2 separate regions of the Homo sapiens genome follow, and region 2 is linked to region 1. A link is a contact called in ENCODE Hi-C or POLR2A ChIA-PET data. All regions are on one chromosome and are shown on one strand. Each heading gives the region's core, a stretch centred on a gene start or an enhancer-like site at or near the end of the contact. The rest is flanking DNA. Distances are from core to core; before and after follow the strand shown. Region 1 overlaps RCOR1 (REST corepressor 1). Region 2 overlaps CDC42BPB (CDC42 binding protein kinase beta).

Region 1 (3,431 bases), core at 523-3,022:
ATTGTGCCACTGCATTCCAGCGTGGGCGACAGAGCAAGACTCCATCTCAAAAAAACAAAACAAAACAAAAAAAGCGAGACTCGCACCATCTCAAAAAACAAAACAAACAACAACAACAACCAAAAAAACCACCTATACTCCTTTGGAAAATTCTGGACTAGAATCATCAATACGGTAGTCAGATTTGTTTTTTCTTTTTTTTTTTTTTTGCTAAGAGATACTGTCTCCTGTCTCTCAGGCTAAAATGCAGTGGTGTGATCATACCTCATAGCAGCCTCAAACCCATGGGTTCAAGCAATCCTCCCATCTCAACCTCCCAAGTAGCCAGGACTACAGGTGCACGTAGAGACAAGGTCTTGCTATGTTGCCCAAGCTGATCTCTAGCTCCTGGCATCAAGCAATCCTCCTACCTCAGTCTCCCAAAGTGCTGGGATTACAAGTGTGAGCCACTGCACAGGGTAACCAGCAAGCAGATTTCTAAGAGCAAATGAGATCAGATGGAGTACTTCATCAGGAATATTGAAATGAACAAGGCTGGGTGCAGTGGCTTACTCCTGAAATCCCACCACTTTGGGAGGCCGAAGCAGGTGGATTGCTTGAAGCCAGGAGTTCAAGAGCAGCCTGGGTAACATGGGGAAACCCCCATCCCTACAAAAAATACAAAAATCAGACCGGGCGTGGTGGCTCACACCTGTAATCCCAGCACTTTGGGAGGCTGAGGCGGGCAGATCGCTTAAGAGCAGGAGTTCAAGACCAGCCTGGCCCAAAACCCCGTCTCTACTAAAAATCCAAAACAAATTAGCGGGCGTGGTGGCGCGCACCTGTAATCCCAGCTACTCAGGAAGTGCAGTGGCTCATGCCTGCAATCCTAGCACCTTTGGGAGGCCAAGGTTTGGGAAGAGGGGACCGCTTGAGGCTAGGAGCTCAAGACCAGCCTGGGCAACATGGCAAAATCTATACTTATGCTTCCAGTCAAGGTAGAGTGACATGAACCAGATTTACCTTGTGTAGTATATTATGAAATATGTATTTGGTCTTTGTCCCTGGTTCCACACCCCCTTAGCCAGATGTGATGGCAAAATCCTGTAATCCCAGCTACTGGGGAGGCTGAGGAGGGATGATCGCTTGAACCCTGGAGTCTTCAAGGCCAGCCTGGGCAACACAGTGAGACCCTATCTCTAAAACAATAAAAATAACCAGGCATGGTATAGCCCCAGCTATATGGGGTGCATGGCTTGAGCCCAGGAGTTTGAGGCTGCAAGGAGCTATGATCACAAAACTGCACTCCAGCCTGAGTGACAGAGCAAGACACCTTCTCTAAAAATATAAATAAAATACCCAAAAGAATCAAATGGAACAATCCACAAGGCTCACATGGGAACAGGAAGAGTGCCAGTTCCTCACAGCCAGAGTGGAAAACCACATAGTCCATGGGCTATCACACAGAATCCCCAAAAGGATTTTGACTCAATAGTGGGAAATACTTAGCCCTACACTAAAATGGTTTTGATCTCACCTAACAGAGCTTAAAAGCAAGACTTCATCAAACTATTTTTAAGTATTTTAACCACATCTCAGAACAAAACTCAAGAATATTTATAGAAATACAAAAATATCCAGCCTCCAACAAAGTAAAATTCATGATGTCTGGCATCCAAAAATCAACAGATAAGCAAAGTAGGTGGAAAAGACAACCCAAAAAGAGGAAGAAAAAAAAGAATCAAGCAACTGAAACTGACCCAGAAATGACACAGATGATAGAATTAGTAGACAAGGGCATTAAAAGAACTATAGGCTGAGGCCGGGCATGGTGGCTCATGCCTGTAATCCCTACACTTTGGGAGGCCAAAGTGGGAGGATCACCAGAGGTCAGGAGAGACCAGCCTGGCCAACATGGTGAAACCCTATCTCTACTAACAATACAAAAAATTAGCCAGGCGTGGTGGTGAGCACCTGTAATCACAGCTACTCAGGAGGCTGAGACAGGAGAATCGCCTGAATGGTGTGGGGGCGGAGGCTGCAGTGAGCCAAGATCACACCATTCCACTCCAGTCTGGGCAACAAGAGCGAAACTCCATCTCAAAAAAACAAACAAACAAAAAACTAAGCTCTCCTAAGCTTTCCATTTCAACTTGCTCTTTCAAATAACCTTATTTTGAACACCTTATTGGCAATATTTAAACAAATACACCCCTAGAGGAATTCAGCACACAGCCATCATACATTTCTCAGCTGTACCCATCTCAAATTTCATGCACTTGACAAAAGAGGCAAAACGTCTGAATTATAAAAATTAATAATAACGAAGCTTTTGGGCTGGGCACGGTGGCTCACGCCTGTAATCCCTGCACTTTGGGAGGCTGAGGCGGGTGGATCATGAGGTCAGGAGATTGAGACCATCCTGGCTAATACGGTGAAACCTCGTCTCTACTAAAAAATTAGCCGGGCGTGGTGGTGGGCGCCTACAGTCCCAGCTACTCAGGAGGCTAAGGCAGGAGAATGGTGTGAACGCGGGTGGGCGAGCTTGCAGTAAGCTGAGATGGCGCCACTGCACTCCAGCCTGGGGAACAGAGCGACACTCTGTCACACACACACAAAAATAATAATAATAATAGCAATAATAATGAAGCTTTCATTTCATCAAAATGTCTAGATCATTGCCACCCAACTGAACTTGCTGGGAGGATAAAAATACTCTATTCTGAGCTGTCCAATATGGCACCTACTAGCTATATATGATGGCTGAATATCTAAAATGTGCCTAGTGTAACAGAAGGACTGAATTTTTAATTTTATTTAATTTTAATTAATTTAAATTTCAATAGTTATATGTAGCTAGTGGCTACACTATTGGACAGCACAGCTCTAGATAACTACAAGGAAAATCTAAACTAAAATTTTAAAGATTAAACTTTTCAAAATAATTTTTATAACATGTACAGCTTATATATCATATAATATTAATATTCAAATTAACTAGGTAATTCCTACGTTTTAAGGCTTGACTTAAAGGACGATTTCTCTTTTTTTTTTTTTTGAGATGGAGTTTCGCTCTTGTTGCCCAGGCTGGAGCGCAATGGCGCAATCTCGGCTCACTGCAACCTCCACCTCCAGGGTTCAAGCGATTCTCCTGCCTCAGCCTCCCGAGTAGCTGGAACTACTCCCAGCTAATTTTTGTATGTTTAGTAGAGACAGGGTTTCACCATGTTGTCATGTTGTCCAGGGTGGGCTCAATCTCTTGACCTCGTGATCTGCCTGCCTCGGCCTCCCAAAGTGCTGGGATTACAGGGGTGAGCCACTGCACCCGGCCTTAAAGGACCATTTCATATAGGACTTCCTGGTTTCTTCAACTCCCAACCCTCCACCACAGGGAAGGATCGAGTAACTCCACTACTCTAAGCATCTCAGGACTCTCTGCACTGTCATCAGTA
Region 2 (3,431 bases), core at 577-3,076, 370 kb before region 1:
TTGTTTCTGGTTTTGTGTTTTGTTTCTGGTTTTGAGGTAAGAATTATCATCTGCCCATGTTTGTGTGAGATTGATTCATGTGGCTGGGGGAGTTGGTACCCGTCTGTTTTCATTGGGGTGTGGTGTCTATCACACGAGTATAGCCCAGCTTACTCACCCATTCTCTTGGAGGCAGAGATTTAGATTGTTTCTGCCTTTTGGCTGTTAGAAGTGGTGCCGCTGGGAACATGCTTGTACTTGTCTTTTGCTGAATGTCTGTCTTTGTTTTTAAAGTTTGTTTGCATTCATACTGTTGAGTCATGTAAGCTTATTGTGCCAGAAAAAAGCATTCATGCTCTGAGGTGCCCTGCACCCGCACATGTGTTTGAGAGCGCACAGAAAGTAGTTTAGAAACAGGCGTTAGTGGGACAGACCTGTGTTTATGTTCCTGCTCCAGCACGTGCTGCTCTGTAACTGTGGGCAGTTGGCTCAGCTTCCATGTCTTCATCTATAAAGTGCAGTTTTGGGGGTATGGGGCGGTTTGCAGCAGTCTTCCCCCAGATCGCCACCTGCCTCCTGGACCTCGTCTGGCCACTGCCGTCTCTTTGTGTGGCAGCCCCCAGCCAGCTTCCTCCACACGTGTCCCTCTGTCCCTTTGTCCCATTCCTGTTTTCCGTGGTACTCAGCACAGAGCTTGCACCGTGTGAGCCTGCCTGAGACAGCAGTGCCTATTTGTGTTTGCAAGACCTCAGCTCGTGTGCAGGCTTCATGAAGGCAGGGGCAGCGTTGTCACGTGCATAGGTGGGTGGGCTGGAGAGCAGTGCCTGGCACCAAGGAGATGCTCAGGAGGGGCTCGTTAGCTGGGTGGGCAGACGAGTAGGAATCGTCACAGGGCCTCGCCAGGGTAACTGGGGACTAAACGAGGGGCAGTGATACGACTTCGGCTGCCACCATGCCAGCTGAATGTCACACAGAGGCATTTGTACTGGATGGTGACAGCTGTTCACAAGAGGATATTAGCATTTATTCATCTGATCACCACTAGTTAAGGGCTTTGATCTACCTAATGTGTTGCATGGAGATGGTTAATTTGTGTGTTTATTTTACAAACAGAGACATTAAACCTGACAATGTCCTTTTGGACGTGAATGGTCATATCCGCCTGGCTGACTTTGGATCATGTTTGAAGATGAATGATGATGGCACTGTAGGTATTTTTGTTGGAGATTTTCCATTTGGTTTTGGGTTTGGCATATAGTCAGAAGGGAAGTTTTCAATTTGAGGTACAATTAAGAAACCAAGTATATTAATTCAGAAAATGAATCCATTTTGGAGATAGTTGAAATTTTCTGTTTGGGGAGTTTTGTTTCCCAAATAAAAATTAAGTTGGAAAGCATCTTTATTGCTTTTTATGTTTACAAAAGTAATATGTGTGCCTTCCAGAATGGGAGTTGTCAGGTTTCCTCAATCCCAAGGTGGCTAAAAGCATGCCAGCCCTGTAGCAGATCGAGGGCGCTCCCTGCTTCTTCCTTAAAGGGCCCTGTCCAGGCTGGTCGGGTGGGCAGGCATTAACCATGTAACTGTACTTTCTCACTTGTGTTGGGGCAGGTAACTTCCTGCTAGGGGTTTCCTCTCTATGGGTGTTGTAGACCTAGAAATAGAGTCCTAGGTGCTCAGTGTTACGGGGCCAGCTGACACTCCCGCCAGCAGGGAAAGAACAGGAGGTTGCCCCCGGATCGGCTATCACCAGGAGACCCAGGCTCAGGCCACAGGCCCTGTGGTCTCCACCCCGCAGTCAGACCAGCGTCATGGCCGAGTAGCCTGATGGGGGCAGTCCCAGCTCTGCTCACACCCTGTTGGCAGCTGCTTGCAGCAAACTGCTTTCACTGCGTCTGTGGCCACTGTTGCAGTTTTGTTCTTACATGTTTGGAGTCTTTTCTTTTTTGAAACCTACACTTATCATAAGGTCTAACATCAAATAGTTTTCCGAGAGAGCAATCCCTTTCTTGCCTACTGGCGGATTTTCAAGCAGTAGTGGAAGCACCCATGTGACTGGCTTCAGTTGACAGCGTTTTATAAGAAATAAAGCAGTTTGCTCATTTTCATTCCACAAAGCCAGTCTCTTGTTTTTAATAGTCTTGACCACATATTGATTAATTGGTAGGCGGGTGCTGTCCTCCACTCCAGTCTTCCAGTGACTAGAACAGGTCTGAACCAGAACATGGGTTACCCTCCACACCTCCACACCACCCTGTCACAGTATAACCAGAGCATGGGTTACCCTCCTGACCTCCACACCACCCTGTCACGGTATAACAAGAGCATGGGTTACCCTCCTCACCTCCACACCACCCTGTCACGGTATAACCAGAACATGGGTTACCCTCCTCACCTCCATACCACCCCGTCATGGTATAACCAGAACATGGGTTACCCTCCTCACCTCCACACCACCCCGTCATGGTTTAACCAGAGCATGGGTTACCCTCCACACCTCCACACCACCCTGTCACAGTATAACCAGAGCATGGGTTACCCTCCTGACCTCCACACCACCCTGTCACGGTATAACCAGAACATGGGTTACCCTCCTCACCTCCACACCACCCCGTCATGGTATAACCAGAGCATGGGTTACCCTCCTCACCTCCACACCACCCCGTCATGGTTTAACCAGAGCATGGGTTACCCTCCTCACCTCCACTCCACCCCGTCACAGTAGTTGTTCATCGTGGAGTCACCGCCCAACACCCCAGTGGTCCCGCTGTCTGTAGGAGCTCCTGTGGGCTGGCCACGCACTCGTGCAGGGAAGTGATAGAGGTGGAGTTCTCTGCTGATCCATTCAGCCTGAGCAGTTCTCACACCACTGGCTCTGGGGTGCTGCTTGGACCCTGTGTCTCTCTTCCCAGAGGGGACCCTCGGGAGAGCCTGGCCTTCCCCAGACAGGCCTGTGGTTGTTGTCTCCAGTTCCTGCCTGAGCCTCAGTCTTAGAGACTCAGCCCGTCAGGATGGCCCTATACTCTCCATCGTTCTCTCTGCTTGGATGATTTCTCAGCTTCACCAGGCTCCTCCCGCTTGCTCTGAGGTGGCCCGTGCCCTCGCAGCTTTCTGCAGAGGTGTCACTGTACTCTGGCACCTGCCTGCTGATGTAGATAGCAGGGGAGCTGTTTTCTCCCTTGCGGGGGTAGGAGCGGTCTTAGCCTCCTGGTGCGCTGTCCAGGGAATGCCTGAGCACCCGGCTAATGCCTGGACCAACTTCTGCATGTTCCCATGAGGAAGACCACAGGGTCGGCTGCAGGTGAGCAGCCTTAGTACCCCCAGAAGCTTATTAGAAATGCAGCCTCTTGTGCCCCACTGGAGTCTTTATTCTAAAAACAGACCCTACACAAGACTCCCTGCGTGCTGCACATGAAAATCAGAAAGGCTGGCCTGTGCACATGTGGCCCCTGCAT

The links. Hi-C counts contacts between places; a loop is a spot of excess contacts on that map. ChIA-PET counts read pairs that join two places held with the same protein, here RNA polymerase II (POLR2A). Pooled maps may share reads with other maps.
Region 2: a pooled map shows a loop between it and region 1 (3-fold over the local background). The contact joins two enhancer-like sites. A Hi-C loop is called at or near these places in 2 of 50 pooled maps. POLR2A ChIA-PET finds 5 or more read pairs at or near these places in 2 of 52 experiments (activated T-cell and activated naive CD4-positive, alpha-beta T cell).

What each region holds. Positions count from the first base shown.
Region 1 is chr14:102,609,737-102,613,167 of GRCh38, reverse strand. All of the region lies in intron 2 of RCOR1 (REST corepressor 1), which reads right to left. Among named protein-coding and RNA genes, the nearest start is that of RCOR1, 19 kb to the right of the region's middle. RefSeq lists an enhancer at 1,640-1,719. Within about 2 kb of position 1,772, at least 3 of the 41 ENCODE cell types and tissues checked have a DNase peak (open chromatin) inside an H3K27ac peak, as active enhancers do.
Region 2 is chr14:102,984,242-102,987,672 of GRCh38, reverse strand. It overlaps CDC42BPB (CDC42 binding protein kinase beta), which reads left to right. Exons shown (of 37, transcript NM_006035.4): 6 at 1,093-1,186. Among named protein-coding and RNA genes, the nearest start is that of AMN, 63 kb to the right of the region's middle. RefSeq lists enhancers at 1-596, 597-1,231. Within about 2 kb of position 1,826, at least 2 of the 41 ENCODE cell types and tissues checked have a DNase peak (open chromatin) inside an H3K27ac peak, as active enhancers do.